Linked DNA regions of Homo sapiens: region 1 is linked to region 2. Evidence: read pairs that join two places in POLR2A ChIA-PET (ENCODE). Cell type or tissue: Caco-2. All regions are shown on one strand. Each heading gives the region's core, and the rest is flanking DNA. Links, peaks and the distances in the headings are about the cores only.

The links. Peaks named below come from ENCODE experiments on the same cell type or tissue, not always from the same donor. Only the 100,000 strongest peaks of a DNase experiment are listed, where the experiment ranks them.
Region 1: POLR2A ChIA-PET joins it to region 2 with 18 read pairs; 2 of 35 experiments call an interaction of 5 or more read pairs at or near these places.

Annotation. Positions count from the first base shown.
Region 1 is chr6:113,335,946-113,345,514 of GRCh38, forward strand. No RefSeq gene overlaps it. Among named protein-coding and RNA genes, the nearest start is that of LINC02518, 93 kb to the right of the region's middle. In Caco-2, for the core only: no CTCF peak of the experiment used is centred there; no DNase peak of the experiment used is centred there.
Region 2 is chr6:113,187,149-113,196,717 of GRCh38, forward strand. LOC105377955 (a long non-coding RNA gene) reads right to left here and starts at 7,621. Exons shown (of 4, transcript XR_942893.3): 1 at 7,572-7,621. The region is part of intron 5 of LOC105377953 (a long non-coding RNA gene); the gene reads left to right. In Caco-2, for the core only: no CTCF peak of the experiment used is centred there; no DNase peak of the experiment used is centred there.

The DNA.
Region 1 (9,569 bases), core at 3,960-6,459, 150 kb after region 2:
TTTTAATAATCACCATTCTGTCATAAGATGGTATCTCATTGTGGTTTTAATTTGCATTTCTCTAATGACCAGTGATGATGAGCTTTTTTTGCATGGCTGTTATTCTTCAGGTTGATGCTTCATGGAATTTTATTGAGCCTTGGAAAGAGAACACCAATCAGTGTAATGAACCAACCTGTTCCAATAAATAGAACACTGATTTAGAAGTGACCTAAAAGTGAACTCATGAAAGTCAGGAATGTGTTTGCACTAATTTGGAATTTTATTTTCAATTTTCCTCTGATATAAGAGATGTTGATATAGCAAGAGACAGAAACTGTCCTTATTGAATTTCCATCTGGAAGTAAAAAAATAATAGAAATACTAGAGTAACTCCCTCCCAATTTTGCAAATTCAAAAACAGAGCCCTGGAATGAACTATTGTTTGTAAAATCACTGGCACATAGTAGGTATTTAATAAATGTAATTTATTCTCTTTTCTTTACCCATTCCAAGAAAAATGTGCCTGGGTAAAATGGGTCTGACTTCTAGAAGCAGACACACATTTTACAGGATTTTTGCTTTTCAAAACTAGGCCCAGGATATCATTTTTAACTAACAAAATTCCCCATTTCCTAATTACTTCAAGCTAAAAGTAGGATCAGGACAATGAATCAAAATGCTATCAAGAAATATGCAAAAAGCATATGCCCTGCAACCTAAAACTCTATCTAGCAAAAACAGTCCAGCAAATAAAGAAGCCACCTGAGCAGTAACTGACAGATGCGATAGAGCAAAAAAAAAAAAAAAAAAAAAAGTTCTCTTGATTATTTTGTTCTATCTAATGGCATTAAACCTCACCTGTATGTTGGTAACTATGAAATTTTTATCTCCAGCCTAGACCCCACCCCTGAATTCTGAGCTCATATAGTCCCCTGCCTTGTTGGCATGTCTAGTTCAATGGCCACATGATGTCTCAAACCTTCTACGTACAAACCAAACTGCTAATTTCCAACCCCAAACATGCTTCTCTAGTGGCCACCCCATTTCAATTGATGGAAATTCCAAACTTCTAGCTCTTTAAGCCATAATCCTTCACTGCATTAACTTCAAAAGTATATCCAGGGAACTAATCCTTATTGTTATCACCTCATTTTCATCCTTACTACTCTATGATGATCTCTCTCCTCTGCATCACTGTAATCACTATCTAAATCAGAAGTGTCCAATCTTTTGGATTCCCTGGGCCACATTGGAAGAAAAAGATTTGCCTTAGGCCACACATAAAATACACTAACATTAACAATAGCTGATGAGCTAAAAAAAAAAAAAAAAGAAAAAAAACACAAAAAAAATCTCATATTTTAAGAAAGTTTATGAATTTGTGTTGGGCCACATTCAAAACTGTCCTGAGCTTCCACTCTTGCTCCTGAGTCCATTCTCATCACAGCCACCAGGATAATGCTTCTAAAACATAAGTTAGAGTAAGTTACTCCCATCATCGTCATTACATTTCACTCAGCATAAAAGTTAAAGTCCTTGAAACACCCTTCGATGGCCAACATCAGGAACCTCAAATTTGTTTGTAAAGGGCCAGAGAGTAAATATATTAGGCTTTGTGGACCAGACGGTCTGTGTTTCAACTATTTAACTTAAAGCAGCTAATGAAAAAAGTGTAAATGAATGGCTGAGGCTATGTTCCAATAAAGCTTTATTTACAAAACCAGGCAGCAGGCCAGATGTGGCCTGACTCCTGCTTAATATTCTCATTTCCTGCTTTATTTTTCTTCATTACACTTAATATTACCTGGCATACTGCTTATTTACTTGTTTATGTCTTTTCTAATTAGAATATAAGCTACAGGAAAGAAGACGCATCATCTCGTTACGCAGTATCTTCAGTACGTAAAACAATGCCTGGCACATAGTAGGCATTCAATAAATATTTGTTAAATGAATGAGTGAAGATGAAGATGCAGCCATACAGAAAATCACTGGTCTTCTGGCTAGTATATCACTGTACATGCAATTAAAATGTACAGTCCACTGAAAATACCACTGTGCATCTATGTCTTTACATTAGGGAAATATTTTCCGACACCATCATCTAGATTTCTTGATCGTAAGGGTACATAAGGAAAACTGTAAATTAGAATAACGGAGAAGAATTTCTTATGTTCCTATAAGAAACATGTTTGAAAATCACTTTCAATATCTATCATCTCATTTCACCTTGATTATATATATATATATATATATATATATATATATATATATTTGTTGTTGTTGTTGTTGTTTATATATATAAAGCCTTTTATCCACATTTACTAATTAAAGAGAAAACAAAGAGGTTAAAAAGCTTTCTGAGAGTCGAAGAATTAGTTACACCTTCATAGAGCCAAGCCTAGAGCTTATGTCTAAGGTTGTTTCCACTGTGCAATTACTTTGCCATGAGGTATTTTTCTCTTATGGTACATTTGATTCTTGGTAGTTAAGGTTTTATGTTGTACAATAAAAGAGGAATATATTCAGGGGGAAAAATGAGAAGAACTTTGTACCCTGAACTACTCTGCAAAGTTGTGGGAGAGAGCAAGGCAGTTAAATTTACCCATCCTTGAAAATAATATTTCTCTCTCTAGGCTTTAATAAGAGAATTATTGGGTGCTAAATGACAGTTTGCTAGTGAGAATGAAGAATGAAGGCAATATTTACTGGGAAGGTAGTAAAAACTTTAAAAAGTAACCAAACCTTTAAACTTCTATGACCTCTGTTTCTCTAGAGACTTTTCCATTGGGTTTTGGCAAGGGCACTCATGGTCTTGAAAACTCTTCTGAGAGTTCTTCCAGCTTCTTTCTTCATCATGGGTTTGGGGAGCCAGTATCTGTTTTCCTAATGGCAAAGAGGCAGGCAGTGAGATTTCTGAATTCCTGTGTCTGAGGTCAGTCATATCCTAAGGGAGAAATAGAAATGTGAAACAGTCCTTTTTCAGTATGACATTCTGATTTATGACATTTGGTGTGTTATGGCATTGCTTCTTTTGGAGATAAAATGAATATAAATTTAATGCAAATATGCCTTATGTTTTCCAAACTAACAGCTGAAACATGTAACCTCTCAACACCTGAAATGCAACTTACATATAAAAGGACATTTCAACATTTTCTGGCTTCCACATTGGGGATCCTCCCTTCTATCAGTCATCTACAACTATACGATCAGAAAAATCTGTATTATCAACAATTCACAAGTCAAAAATTTATAATGGTATCCTAGAGAATAAACTCCTGATTTGAAATGACTCCTTGAGCAATGGATTGAGAGAGAACTGGAGCTGCCTCTTGGCTCAGCAGGAATATAGAGGTGGTATGGTTGTGGAAGGGGGAGGTAGAGACACAGTGCCATAGGTTTGTCTTTCCAGAAGCTCTGTCTTACAATCTTAACCTTTTCTCTCAACATCCCCTTTCAGCTCAGGCTCCCTCCTGCTGCCAAGCCATTCTGTGGTCATGCTTCCCCTGGTTTAAAAGGCTGCTCATTCTGATCTTTTCCTAAAATGCAGTCCCTCCAGTGCTCTAGAACCATGCCCAAGTTCTACCCTCTCCCTAATTACTCTAACCTCTCCCACCTTCAGACCCCAGTGCCCATTTTAGTCTTTGCCATTCAATTTAGTGCTTCTTGTTACTTCCTAATACTTAAATATTTCATATATGATCATCTCCCCTCTTTTAACTTCAGACCAAGTCTGAATATTTGAATTTATTTAAATCCTTCAATAGTGGATTCCACATAGTGAAGGTGCATAAAACAAATGACTTTTAACTTTCTTGTATATGTTAATTTCCCTTGCATTTTTGGGCTTTGTAGTTGCTGTGAAATGAAATCCAAATTTTTTTAGCATGACATGCAAAGTCCTTTCTGGTCTGCAGCTAGCCTACCCCTCCAGGCTCATTTTGCACTGTTCTCAAGGCTGCCACCTCCCCTCCCTACATTACCATCCCACAACACACACACACACACACATACATCTTGTAGATTAGAGCAGTGCTGAACTACTTGGCACTCCTCAAGTTTGCCTTGTTTTGCTTTATATATATATATATATATATATATATATATATATATATATATATATATATAAAATACTTTAATAATAAAATTTACTTGTCTGTAAGTCTTTTTCTCCCAAAAAAAGCTTCTTTTTAAGAATGAGGTTCTTAATGTCTGTCTCTTCTTCATCATCGGTTAGAAGCATTTAATAAATATGGATCACTGTTTAAAATTTCAAAGGGCATTTTTTAAAATTAAAAATGTAGAAGCAAGGGTTTCCCCTCAGAGAGTCCAGGAGGTCGAGGCTGCAGTGAGTTGTGTTCGTGTCACTGCACTCTAGCCTGGGTGACAGAGTGAGATCCTGTCGCAAAAAAAAAAAAAAAAAAAAAAAAATTAAATTTGACTAGTAAAATGTGGTTAACAATTTAAAAAGACTCAAAGAGAACTCTAAGCAGCCAAGAATATGCAGCTGCAAAAAAATCAGCTACTACCTCCAGGCTTAAGGAAAGTACATAATAAAGAGACCAGAGACTTAGGAAAGGGTTTCCCCAAGACTGAGATTCAGATCTCTTCAAAGAGGGTGCAGTCTAAGGGCTCAACCAAAGCTGCCACAGACCCTAGAGCTTCTCAGAAGCTGCCCGTGATTGGGGAAAACCTGACCTGAAAATGCGGCGGAAGTTGATTTAAAAAATAGGAAACCAGAACCAGTCTTCTATTGACGAAGCCAAATGTCATGCCCACTGGCAAAGGAGAACAGTTTACAGGGTCCAGTTCCATTTTCATAAAGCAGAACAGGAAAGCACGTATTTGGAGCTGAAAGACGGTACATTTAAAACTGACACAAGCTTCAGTGTAAAATTAAGATATATATATATATATATATAATATACATATGTAAAAATAAATAGGATTGATATGGGCAAAGTTAATCTATCATATTTCATCCCTGAAAGAAAATTATAAATGCTTTTGGATATTTTTATAAGTTAACAAAAATTTTAATACATAACAATGCAAAAGTAATACTGCCTGGGTTAAATTGGTTACAGGTTTTTAAATCCCAGGAGTTGAACCTAATTTTTTAAAGTTATAGAATCAAAAATTTTATAGAAAGGTAGATTTATGTAACCTGAAATGATGAGTTTGAAGTAACTGAAATACTGTCAGGATTCTCTCAGACTATCTTAGCCAGAACCTGCAATAGAAACTGTTTTTCATAGAAGAAAGTTATATCTTTCTTCTGCTTTGGAGAAGATGGAAGGCTAAAAACAATAATGGAAAATAAAAACATGTCAATTTATTTATTTTTTGACAGCTAAGCAATGATAATTTTATTTAATAGAATGAATAAAACAAATTTTGTTCATAAAAAGAGATAAATCAAACTTATCTATTAGATACTGTCTACAGGATAGAGTACTAGGGGACCATAGAATCACAGCTTAGGTTTATTCCCTTGAAATATATATAGAATAAACTATGTCTATTCAGTATCTGTTGTGTTTTCCCTAAATTGTTCCATTACCCATGGATTTAGATTTTGTGAGTGCAGTTCGGCATATTGTGTGTGTCATTTTCAGGATGTGTAATCTAGAAACGTAAAATCAATTATGACGACAAACATTGCATTACTGAATTCAGAAGACCTAAAGAATGCTAAGAAATTTGTGGAATTGACAACTTGAGAAAACTTTCTTAATGCAACTCATATTGAAAACCAAAGTTTCTTAAATATAAATGAAAATATTGTCAGACTAATACTTGTTTCCATTAGAAATGAAAGAGCTTGAGACCTGACAGGCTATGGATATTAGAGCACTGGCATGAGGGACATTAACTGTTGGTTGTATTTTTCCCATAGAGGCATTTATAGCAAGGGCTGTAACTGACTGTGACAGGCTTAGCTTGGTTAGGTTTCTCTTCAGTTTAAAATCAACACCATGCATCTTCACTGTGTTCTTTCTTCTTTATCTCCCCAACATCAGAAAATTTCTTTCTTTCATTTGCCTTGAATGACCTCCAGACACAGGCCACTGGTTTTTACTAAGGGATAGGACAGAACCCATTAGATATGCTTATTTGTTTTTCTGGCAAAAATGGCACCCATGATGCTTTGCTGCTTCTCAGAGAGCTAACTAACCGCTGCACATATGCCATAGGACTCATCTTGAAAGGGCAGGTTGTCCTTGTTGAAAGAAAGTTGTCCTTTCCCTTTGGAGAACATCTGGGAGTAATATTCCCATGTATCAACTCTGTTAGCTCCTGTCTCACCCACACCAAGACACCTGGCTGCCAGATACACACACTGGCTTGTCAGAATCCATCAATTCATCGGTAGCACAGAGAGTCTTTGGATTCGGGTGGCCCAATGGTGTAATGCTTACCGGAGAAAATATCACATTTTATCTTTTCTCACTGAACAATAATTATCAGAGAAAGTTGATCAGCCACCCGTTGTTATTTTTGTGTCTGGTAAACACTCATCTGACCCCCTTATCCACTTTGTTGAGCATCTATTGCAAAAGTGAACTCAGATCAAATTTCTGAAGTACTTATCAGACTTTCATGAGCATCCAGATGTGTTTTTCTCAAGGTAAGTATAGTCAGCCTTTATTCATCTCTGAGCATGAATATTCTTGCTGTTTTTGATAAGATTCATTATATAACTTAAGAAGGATTGTCTGTATGCTTAGATAGGGTGCTGAAGATTTTTAATGATGCTCAGGTACTTCAGCTGTTTCCAAAGAATTCACTATGATTTAAATTCAAACCAGACTGAACTCATCAACACATTTCTTTGATGAATGATTATTTATGTGAGCTGACAAAGCAGTGTGATTTTTCTATCAGTCATCAAATCTGCCCCTTCACAGTTGGCAATAAATCTTTATTCTTTTCAGTAAGAATGCTCTTAATATGCTTGCAACCTGCTGTTTGTTGTGATTTTTGAGGTGGATAATGTTAATCCATTTTTTAAAAAATCTGATTCCAACATTATCTAGCTCTTCATCGGGTTCAAAACTAGAAAAGGCACCTTTCTGCAAATTTACTTGTAAGATAAATGCTCACCAAGGACTTAATAATTTTGGATTGCTTTATCTTAACAGTTACTCAAGGCTCAAACACACTATAAAGGAAATTAAAGAAGATAAGAAAATAGAGTATCTTTGCCAATGATGGAAACAAGATGTAATAGATCACCTCTCAATGAACATGACTGTACAGGATTCCTGTCAAATAATAGGCAAATGTGTCAAATATTTGCTCTCTAGTGACAAGACATTGCTGTTTTCTGATAAAGTAGAAACTTAGGGATTATATCTTTTTATCTATTTGTACCTTATTGATCCATCATTATATACTTCTTAATGAACAGCTTTGTAGTTTGCCGCATTTTAGGACTAGTGAAAAGTATAAAGATTTCAAGATTGCAAATTTGTCATCTAAACTGGATAAATCTAAAGAAAGGTTTCTCAACCTTGGCACTGTTGACATTTTGGGTCGCATAATTCTTTGTTGTGTGAAATTATCCTGTTCATTGGAGTATGTTTAGCAGCATTCCTGCTCTCTACCCACTAAATGCAGGTAGTACCTTGTCTCCCCTGGTTGTGACAAATAAAAATGTTTCCAGAAATTTCCAAATGTCCCTTAGGACATTTTCTTTCCCCTGGGCAGAAAAATCATTCTAGAACATCTGATTCAGAGTAAGATCTCCATTATACATCAAATGGAGAAAAAAAAAATTGAAGCATGAAACATTCGCAAGTAGGCATTCCTCCAGAAGCAGACGCTGAGACAGGGATGGGAGTGCAAATAGTTTATTTGGGAGATGATTTCAGGAAGTGTCAATAAGGGAATGGAGATGATACGGTGATGGGAAGAAAGCCAATAAAAAAATGTGTTGTCAAGTTGGGTACCTCAAGGGTAATTAGGGCTCATTATTGCTTAGAATACAGTGCTAAACACTTCTTGAAATTATTCAAACTATGGGGAAGGGAACAAGAGTATTTTTATCCTAGGTCTGTCTCCAAGAGTCATTAACTCTTCCACCTTTCTAGCCTTCCCTGCAATGGGCTGCAGAGATTCTGGCAACTACAGAAAGCCTCAGGCACAGAATCTCAGAGCTTACATTTGGAAATTGTAGGGATTGCTTGCCCGGAAATGGTGAGAGCCTAAGGGAAAGTCACCTGCATCTATCTTGATTACTCTTAACTCTCTGACTTCTCTGCACTCTCATCTGTCTCTGACCTCATGCATTCCCATGGAGGCAATATCCCCTCAAGGGAGCAAAACTTACCTTTTTTACACTGTTGCTTTCATCTAAGAAAGTCCTTACTTTTTCTTTCCTCTTCCACTCCTCTCTCAAAATTTTATAATCTATCAAGGTCTGGCTCAAATGCCACTTACTTCCTCAAGGTTCCCTGTGCTCTTACTCTAACAGGGCACCTCCTGGCCCCACCTTTGAACTTCTAACCAACCTCTACTGCTTACCCTCATTCTACCGGGAATTAAAGTTACTTTTGGGCCCCTTCACATTCACTAGTTAAGTTCCTGGAGAAAAAAGATTGAGTCTTAGACAATGCCATACTTCCCAGGTGGTCTAACATAGTGCTTTGAACATAGTAAGTGCTCAAAGTTATGAATTGGAAGAAAAAATATTTTTATCCTTCAACTCTTTTTTTCTTTAGAAGAAAATTTACTTTTTGTCACAGCTCAATTCCTGGGTCAATGTGGCGCATAGTGGGAGCACTTCGTGAACTCTGGCTTCCTCAGAAGTGGTGAAGATCACAAACTATCAGTCTGGGGAAACTCCACAATCCCTCTATAGGCATTGCTCCAAAAAGATTCCTCGTACTTTTTTAATCAATGCTAATTATTCATTATATTATTATGGGTATGCAAAATAATATACAGATGGCCCTGTCTGAAGAATTACAAAGGATTGCCTAGGCCTTTTTGGTTATCCAGGTGTTTTCTATTTTTTTCCACTGCTAGGGTGGCTTGTGTTAAATCTGGAAAGACAGATGCCTTACCAAATGCAGATCAAATCCTGAATGCATTGATGATGACAGTATGGTAATGATTTCTTAACTTCCTTTGCTTAGTGATACTTTCCTGAATAGTTTCAGTAAAGGAGCTAGCATACCAGGGGAGTTTTTCTGCAGCAGATAAACACCGAGTATATTCTACATTCTGAATCAGTGTTAGTGTTGTTGGTCAGTGATTCAGGGGGAAGAAATAATTCTCCCTTCTGCTATCTAAAAAATCTAAAGTTTGGAGGAATAGAGATAGCATTTTTTTAAGCCTGGTCAAAATTGCACAACTTGTAAGTGGCAGAGTTGGAATGCGAATCCATGCCCATCTGATTTTAGAAATGGACAATTGTTGGCCATGCTGCCCACACATAACCCTCTCCTACCAGCGTCTTCACCATTCTACCACTCCTTTTTTCCAACAGGCAGCCCTTGTTGGTCACAGGTAAAAGTATGCATTTTGCCACCAGGGAAAACACAAAGGGCATGGATGGGTCCTAAGCTTCTAAGGAC
Region 2 (9,569 bases), core at 4,772-7,271:
TGGTATTTTTATTAGCTAGTATCCTCAGAGAATCATTTATGTGACATTCCAAAGATAACGAATAGGATCCCCCAAGTGAAAGACCCAAATAAGATATAATTATGACAGCCAGCTCCCCTGCAGTGATGGACTTTTCACTAATTTAGATACTTGTTTCTAAAATGTAGTGCATTTCTAGTTTCAGATCACTGAAATAGATATGTCCACAGAAAGTTATAAATTCTACAATTCTTATCACTTTGTTCAGAATTCTTGAAATTGAAGAGAAATATAATCTCTATAACAACTGGGAATAACTGTCACAGGCTTACATAGTCTTCAAATTAAAAGAAAATCCTTTCTCATATGTCTATCAGGTATCTCACCACCTTCTTAAGACTACAGAAGGAAGCAATGCCTTATGTTTTATATAAAGAGAATAAATTTATCTAAAGAAATAAAAGAGTCGCAATCACCTTAAATTAGGGGAGAAGTTTTGCCTCAGGAAGTTTGGCTTTATTTCTTTTCATTGTAAAAACAATTCAGATGTTTTAAATATGTTCTATGACATACCAGGATCTTATTTTATCTGCGAAAATTAATGGTCTCAAAGAGGCAAGCTAAGAGACAGAAAGGAGACACCTCCATAGTTCCACAAAGCTGTTTCACCAAAATTAAATGACTATTAAAAAAACATGTGGCAAACAGATCTGAGAGTTTGTTTTAAATTGGAAGCATTCCACCTTCCAACTCTCAACTGAGTACCAGAATTACTTCCTTCTGCCAGAGATCTGAGAAAATCATGCTGAAGAGTGCACAGGCTATTTGCTGTAATATTATTTCAATTCCATGGATCTGTAGCAATCTTCAGCTATGGCACTGTAAAATTAGTTTTAGATTTTTCCAATATAATATATTTTCCTTTTTTTCTATTCTCTTCCTCCTACATAGGAGCTTGTGACTGTGCATGTCTAAAAACAATCACCATCTTTGACATCCTATGGCATCGCATCTTTGCCTATTAGGTCAATTTCAGAGAATACTGTTTCTTCTATTTATCAAAAGATCAAGAACTGAGTTTTCTTAGGATATGTCTCACTTCTTACGCTATTGTTCATTTCCTACTAGCCCAGTGTGTTTTTTTCATGGAATTTTCTCCATCCCCACAGCCATTTGTACTCTAGAGCTGGGATTAAGCCCAAGGTGGGCGTGGAGGTGATGTGAACTATCAACACACACTACCTCAAAATGTGGCTCCTTGGATTTGAGAAAACAGCAGAAGCAGGAAGGTCTCTGCGATCTTCTTCTACCCTTTTCCCCTGAAGCAGGCCATAGTAGAATTTTCTGACTTTCCACTGAAGCAGGTCATAAGATTCTCATTTGAGAGTGCACTCCCTCTACCTTTATCTCAGAAGACACAGGGCACAGATAAGAATTTAAACAAACAAGCCTTGCTAAGTTCTCCCCAGTTTATTACCATTAGATAATACTCCTTATTTCCAATCACACTTCTCCACAACCATCCACTTCTTCAGCAAATTTAGTATAAAAAAACACAACTTCCTCGTTTCTTCTGGACTTCATTTTCTTATGAAGCCTCCTATGTCACATAAAACTTATGTTAAATATATTTATATGCTTTCCTCTTGCTATTCTGTCTTTTGTTATAGGGATCTCAGCCATAATCCTAGAGTTGGATGAGAAAATAAATCTTTTCTCTCATACAGAGAGAATAACAATTTACCCAGGACCTAGGCTTCTCTGTATTGCTGTAGTGTACTCTGGTTGAAACCATCAGTATAGTGGCCTACACAGCAACTCTCAGAATGGACAATCTTTTTCTACAATTTGTTATGTCTCTTTCATGCTATCCTCCCCTCAGCGCTCACATTTCCACGTCTTTCTCAATCTTCGTCTCTCAAAACTTACTTTCAGGAAAGGTTGCAAAAAACCTTTGCACGGATCTGCAAACACCTTAGCATACTTGACTAATTTCAATCTCAGGTGCAATTGAACTTTAAGAGCAAACACAGTTTCTTAAAGCAAAGAACTGTATCTGCTTTTGCAGAATTTCAGGCTGAGCAAGTTTGCAGAAACACTAATTGTGGAGCTACCAAAGAGATTACTCCATGGAGTCAACCAACCATTCTACTTTGGTTTATTCAAGATATCAGAAAGCATTTGTAATCTAGTAGATGAAAAGAGACCTCAAAACAAAGAAGCTTATTTAAATGTTATAGGGTACACACACAAAAAAGAATTTTACTTTAGGGTGTCAGTAAAAGCTTCAGGGAAAAGATGATGCTCCAGCTAATGTCTAAAAGAGATGCAGATTATTTTTAGGTAAACCAAGGAGTGAAATGTTTTCTGTCACCTAGGAATTGCTGTGAACTAGGTGTCTAAAATAGAGTGGATTTGAGGGAAATATGAATTATTATTATTATGCAAGCAAGCTAAACAATGGGGTGTAAAACATGGCTCAGAAAGAGATGAAGCTGAAGAGAAACCGGGGCCAGATCATGAAGGCTTTGTGTACTTTGACAATGAAGACCTTACCTGTATGTCCATAGTTCCCAAAGTGTGTCATGTGTGTTTTTAATGGAACATAAGCTGATTCTGGGTGTTTTTGAATACTTTGGTTATTTTTACTCAAAAATTCGGGGGAAAAACCTTTTAAAATGAGTTTCTTCTATGAAGGCCATACAATATAGGTTTTTACATCTGTAGAAGTAACATAAAATGCCCCTCACTACTGCTACTACTACTAATAAATGTATTCAATGTTTTATGACATAAATAAAAGGATACATTAAGTAATTATATGAGTGGTACATAGATGTGGCAAATGTCATAAAAGTGGTATATAAACGACTTCAGTTTGAAAAACGTAAGAGACATAATAAGGGACGGTTGCAATAGTGTCCCCGAGTGGAAAACCATCTGCAGGAGTTACCATGCAGGTCATTACATGCTTGCCCCAGATATTCAATCAGTGCCATTATGGGTTTTAACAAAGGGTACCCATTCTGAGTTTCACCCATCTTCCTCAGCCTTCTTCCTGCCTCAGGGAAACACCAGGTGTTAGCTCATTAGGCTTGTGATGTGAAGAAACAGAATTGAGTGGTGTTTGGTGAAAGATACCCTTCTCCATTTTAATGCAATAGGTAGTCAAGCATTTGATTTGAACATGAAGCAATGGATCTTACTGCCCCCTTGTGCATGCAGGTGTGTCGCGCTTGCACACACACACACACAAACACACACAGGCACAGGCACAGAACAAGGCAGGGAGGCATTCCTTTCTGGAATTCAGTCAAAAATTATTATTTTCCACTCCAGTGGAGATCACATTCCAGGCCTCATCCAAGGAGACAAAATCAAAGGAATTGATATGTCTTTGCATTAAAAATAATTTGCAGGGTCAGTGACCTGAGCTATTTCTGTGTTTATTAATTACATGGGTATTTTAGTTTCCACTCGTTTTCTGTCCCTTCCAATAAAAGCAACTAATGAGATGCTCTTGACTAGTCTATTAAACAGACTCTATTTCTAAACTCCCCTTAAGTAAAAGAGACATTGTGAACAGTTTCACATGAAATTTTGATGGTATTTACAGTCATCACTTACCTACTCAGGGCTTAATTACATATTGACTTATATTGCTCACTAGTTATTTTGTTGGTGATAGTCTTGTTCACCCAACAAGACTGTAGTTTCTAACGAAGGTGTCGTTATTTCATGTATGCGTCTCTCAGACGCATTAGGATTAGGTATATGGTAAGTGCTAGATAAATACATGGTATTTATCTTGCACAGGATTAGGTATATGTTAAGTGCTAGATAAATATATGTCCTTTTGTGATGCAATGCGTAGTTTATAAATTCTTACTAGGGCATGGAGGAAGTACAAAAGATGAATAAGTAAAACTTCTCGGATGATTAGGGGACTTAGCAAATCTGATTCTATCATGATTTCTCATGGAGTGTATTTCCTTTTGAAGCTGTTTGGCACAAAGTGGTTAATTTCACCTCTTTGACCATTTTAACCAAAGGTTTCCTTTAGAAGGAGAAATTTTTCTGCCATTAAGCATTGGAACACAGTTTAAATTCTCTGGTCTTACTGAAATCACAGTGGTATGTCCTTCTGAACATATTTGTCCAACTTTCAACTTGTCAGCAAAACAGATTGTAGTAGGTAGCATGAGAAAGTATCATTACTGGTTACTCTAGGACAGCCCAAAATGGAGACTGTAAACCCTTGGGTACTCACAGAAATCCAAAAGTATCTCTATACAAAATGTTTGTTTCTGCATTGCAATTTTAATGTTTTGAAGAGTGTCTATTCTAACCTTTAAATATTTTAAATTAAATGAAAAATGAAAATACAACTTATCAGAAATTTGTGTGTACAGTAAAGCAGTGTTTAGTGAGAAATTTACAACACTAAATCTATACACTAAAAAGGGAAAGATATAAAATCAATAACCTAGATTCTATTATAGGCAACTAAAGAAAAAATAAAAAAACCAAACAAGCAGAAGAAAGTAAACAATAAAAATTAGAGAAGAAATTAATGAAATTGAAAACAGGAAAACTAGATAAAACAACAAAAACAGAAGCAGATTCTTTGAAATATTCAAGAAAAGTGATGAACTCTAACAAGACTAACAAAGAAAAAATTAGATGACACATATTACTGATATCAGGAATAAAACAGGAGAATATTCACTCAGACCCTGAAGACATAAATAATAATGATGATAATAATAATAAGCAAATACTGCAAACAGCTCCACAAATGTAAATTTGACAACTCAGAGGCAAGGAAACAATTCCTTAAAAAATTAAGCCTACCACAATTTATACAAAGGGAAACATATAGCTGAAATAGCCATATAACTATTAAGAAAATTGAATTTTTAATTTAACAACTGTCAAAATAGAAATTAGCTGGGCTAACCAAGTCAAAAAGACAGAAGACACAAATTATCAATATTAGAATTAAAAGAGGTTTCATCACTACAGATCTCATGGACATTACAAGCATAAGAGACAAATACTGTGAACAAGCCTATGCCCATAAATTCACTAATTTAGAGGAAATGGACCAATTCATTGAAAGATACAAAGTACCAAAAACTCACACAAGGAGAAATGGATAATACAGCCTATATATATGAAAAAATTATATCAATAATTACTAATATTCCCCCAAAAAAGCACCAAGTCTAGATGGTCTCTGCACCATAAATCTTTCAAACTTCACACTTTTCTAAAGCCTCAACATCCCCACAAACAGGCTATAAACATTCCACTCAGGTGACTAGGTATATCAGTGCCACAAAGTTGGTCACTACCACAGGTTAAAACTTCCTGCCCACCTCTGACTATGACCTAATGACATTCAACACACCAATAAAATTCCCTCATGTCCTTTGCTTGTGAAATCCCCCTGTAAGTAAGGACACTTACCCACAGGTTGATCTTCATTCATTCTCCCTCCCACCCCACTCTACCCCCATTTCTCCCTACCTGCTGGTTAAGTCCACTTTGGGAGCTCCTCTCATATGGCTCCCTGTATGGTATGCCATGACTCTGGTCTCTAAAACCTAGGAGTACTCTGGTCTCTAAGACCTATGAGTATAATAAATATTTCACTTTCATATACATCTGAGTGTAATATTCATGACCATGTTGGAATGATTCTTAAAGACCCTATAAGAGTAACTTAATCTCCCATTTACAACACAATGTTCTTGTTGAATTCTACCAAACATTTAAAAAAGAAGAAATGCCATTTCTCCACAATCTCCTCCAAACATTAGAGAGAGACTGCTAGAGTATCCTAACTTACAACTCATTAGAGAAAGTAATTCTGGTCTGAGTAAGTAACTCTGTAAGTTAGAGCATCCTAACTTACAATTCATTCTATCAGATCAGCATTACTCCAATAGCAAATCCAGATGAAGACATTACAATAAAGAAAAGCTATAGACCAATATATCTTATGAACAAAGATGTAAATATTTCCCACAAGATACTACAAATTAAATCCAATAGCATATAAAAAGAATTATACACCATGACCAAGTGGAATTTATTCTAAGTATGCAAGGTTGGTTCAATATTCAAAAATCAATGTAACTTACATATCAACTAGCTAAAAAAGAAAAATCATATGCTCATATCAATTGATGCATAAAATGCAGTTGACAAAACCTAATACCAATTCATGACCAAAAAAAAAAAAATGCCAGCAAACTAAAAACAGAGGGAACCTTGCTCAATTGATCTAAAAAATTTGCAAAAAAAATCACACAATTAACAACATACTTAGTGGTGAGGAACTGGACACTTTACCCCTGGGATCAGCAACAAGGAACCACTCCTATTCAAAATCATACTGGAAGTCCTAGTTCATGCAATATTAACAGGAAATGAAATAAAAACCATGCAAATTGGAAAGAAATAAAACTGTCCTTACTGGAGAATAGTATTAAAAACCATGATCTGAGGATGTTCGAGGACTAGTTGAGAAGATCAGAGGAGCCTGACTAAAGTTTGGTCAGGGAGGGAGTCCATCAATATGCAAAAAGATGAACCTAGACACAAACCTTTCACAGAAGTTAACTCAATATGAGTCGCAGACCTAAATGTAAAATACTAAACTCTAAACTTTCTAGAAGAAAACATAGGGTAAAATCTACATGATTTTGAATTTGTTTATGAGTTTTAGATACAAGGTCAAAAACATAATTCATGAAAGATAAATTGATAAGTTAGACTTTATTAAAATTACTCTCCAAAAGACAATATTAAGAGAATAAATAGATGTTACAGACCATAAGAAACTATTTAAAAATAAATAGTTCATAAAGGTTTTGTATTAAAACAAATACAAATAACTCTTAAAACTCAGCAACAAGAAACCAAGCAACCCAATTTAATAATGTCCCAAAGATGCAGACCTCTCACCAAGGAAGGTGTAACAGTGATGAATAAGTGTACAAAAACATGTTCAGTCTCATTTGTCTTTATCTGTATTCATTTCCTATTGCTGTTGTGATCAATTATCACAAACTTAGTGGCATAACTCAACACAAATTTATTATTTTACAATTCTGTAGATCAGAAGTTTGAAATGACTTATGGACAAAAATGAAGGAGTCAGCAGAACTGTCTTCTTTCTGGATAATCTAGGGGAAAATTCATTTCGTGCCTTTTCTATCCTCTAGATATTGAGATGCTTCTAAATATGTATATGTATGAATTCATATACACATATATGTGTCCTTGCTCTGTGAACTGAGGGGGTCTAGATGCCACGTCACCCAAGTAGCAGTAAGCACATCTAAATTCCAAATAATTTATGTTCAAGGAGGTGGCACATAACTCCTCACTTTTTAAGTGTGAACTGCACACAGTGACTTCCTTCCAAAAAGTAACGTATAAAAATGGGAGGAAAAGTAACTTCACAACGGAGAAATACACCAAACATTTCCGCAACAATATAGCCAATGTTAACATTAACAGTGATAAGTCATTCTGATAGCATGCACCCTTGCTATGAGGTGATGAGAATGGCACTTTACCTTATCTTCCTCTGCAAAATTTATAATCCCAGTTTAATCATGAGAAAAACATCAGATAAATTCCAACAGAGGGGCATGCGACATGACTCCTCAAAAATGTCCAGGTCATCAAAGACAGTGTTTGAAAACTGCCACAGCCAAAAGAAACCTAGGGAGACAAGACAATGAAATGCAATGTGGTATCTTGGATGGGATCCTAGAACAGAAAAACAACATTAGATAAAACTAAGACAATCTAAATAAGTTTGGACTTTAGTTAATAATGATATCAGTATTGGTTCATTAATTGTGACAAATGTACCACACTTATGTAAATGTTAATAAGGGGAAACTGGATGTGGGTTGTATGAGAACCCTCTGAATTGTCTTCACAATTTTTCTGTAAGTCTAATACTTTTCTGAAAGTAAAAGGGTTTTTTTAAACGTTTATTCTAATTTATCTAGATCATCATCTTAGAACAAAGTTTTACCACAAGACTTGGTATACACACTTCTGTATTTCTTACAGTCATGTTTATGCCAAGTGATTATAAGCATATTTAATTTGGGGTCAATATATCTGGGAACCAGTAGCAAGTCTGAGCTAAATTATTGTTTTTATATTGAATTATTTTACTAGAAATAAATATGAAACGTATCTACTACATGAATAATTCACATGTGACAGTTCCATGATATAAAAATTTAATTTCTGAATTTTTTAAATAAAGTAAAGCTTAAATTCTACATGGTGAAATAACAATGTGTGCAAACACAATACATTGCCTTCATCCTTTTAAACTACAGAGAATAGAACAGTAGCGTAATCCAAAACTGAAATATTCAAGTCAAGTAAAGGCTTAATGGTAAATAATAGCTTCATGAGGATTTGAAATTTTAAATGCAAAATAAGAGGATTCATTTCTAATAAATTGCAATTTCCTTCAACAGTCCAGTGATGTACTTTGTTGAAAATATAATTTTTTTCCTACTTCGCAAGAGTTGAAGTCAACTTCAGATACAATTTTCCAGTTTCTGATTCCAGAAATAATTGGATTACATACCAATTTAATATAAATTTCAATGTCATATATGCTAATTTTATCTTGAAATGAAGATATTTAAACAACATTAGGATTTTGTTTGTGGAGGAATGACAGATTATGCTGAATTTGAATTTATTGCTATTTGGATACTATTGTAATGCCAACAGTCATATTCTGAATTTGCTTGATTAAAGCCAATGGATAGTAATAAAGACAAAAATGGATCCAAAGCACTACCTCATTATAATTAGAAGTTGTTTATGTTTACTTATTATTTTGTATTTAATTTATAGATTAGTTTTTGATTGCACTGTTGTATAGAAACTATAATCATAGTAAATTTATACCAAATTTTATTTGTTATTATTTATTTATTTATTTATTTATTTATTTATTATTATCACTTTTTTTTTTTTTTTTTTAGATAGAGTCTCACTTATTGCCCCAGCTGGAGTGCTGTGGTGAGATATCGGCTGACTGTAACCTCTGCCTCCCGATTCAAGTGATTCTCATGACTTGGCTTCCCCAGTAGCTGGGATTACTAGTGTGTGCCTCCACACCCAGCTAATTTTTGTACTTTTAGTAAAGCTGGGGTTTCACCATGTTGGCCAAGTTGGTCTCGAACTCCTGACCTCAAGTGATCCTCCTGCCTAGGCTTCCCAAAGTGCTGGGATTACAGGCATGAGCCGCCGCGCCTGGCCCCAAATTTTATATGTCATATATGCATGTCACATTCTAATAAAACAACACTATAGGTCTAGAAGATTGTTTCTTTGAGATAAGCCAACGCATTACTCAAGTTTCAGAAATACTGCATACAGGGCTCATAAAATTCTCCCAATAGCAAGCCACCATTGAAGAACATCGTTGTTATTTTGAAGCAAATCGATATTAGATTCCACCTGTTGGCCTTTTGTTTCCACAATTAATGCTAATATGAAATGATCTTCTAAAACATGCATTATTCAGGTAG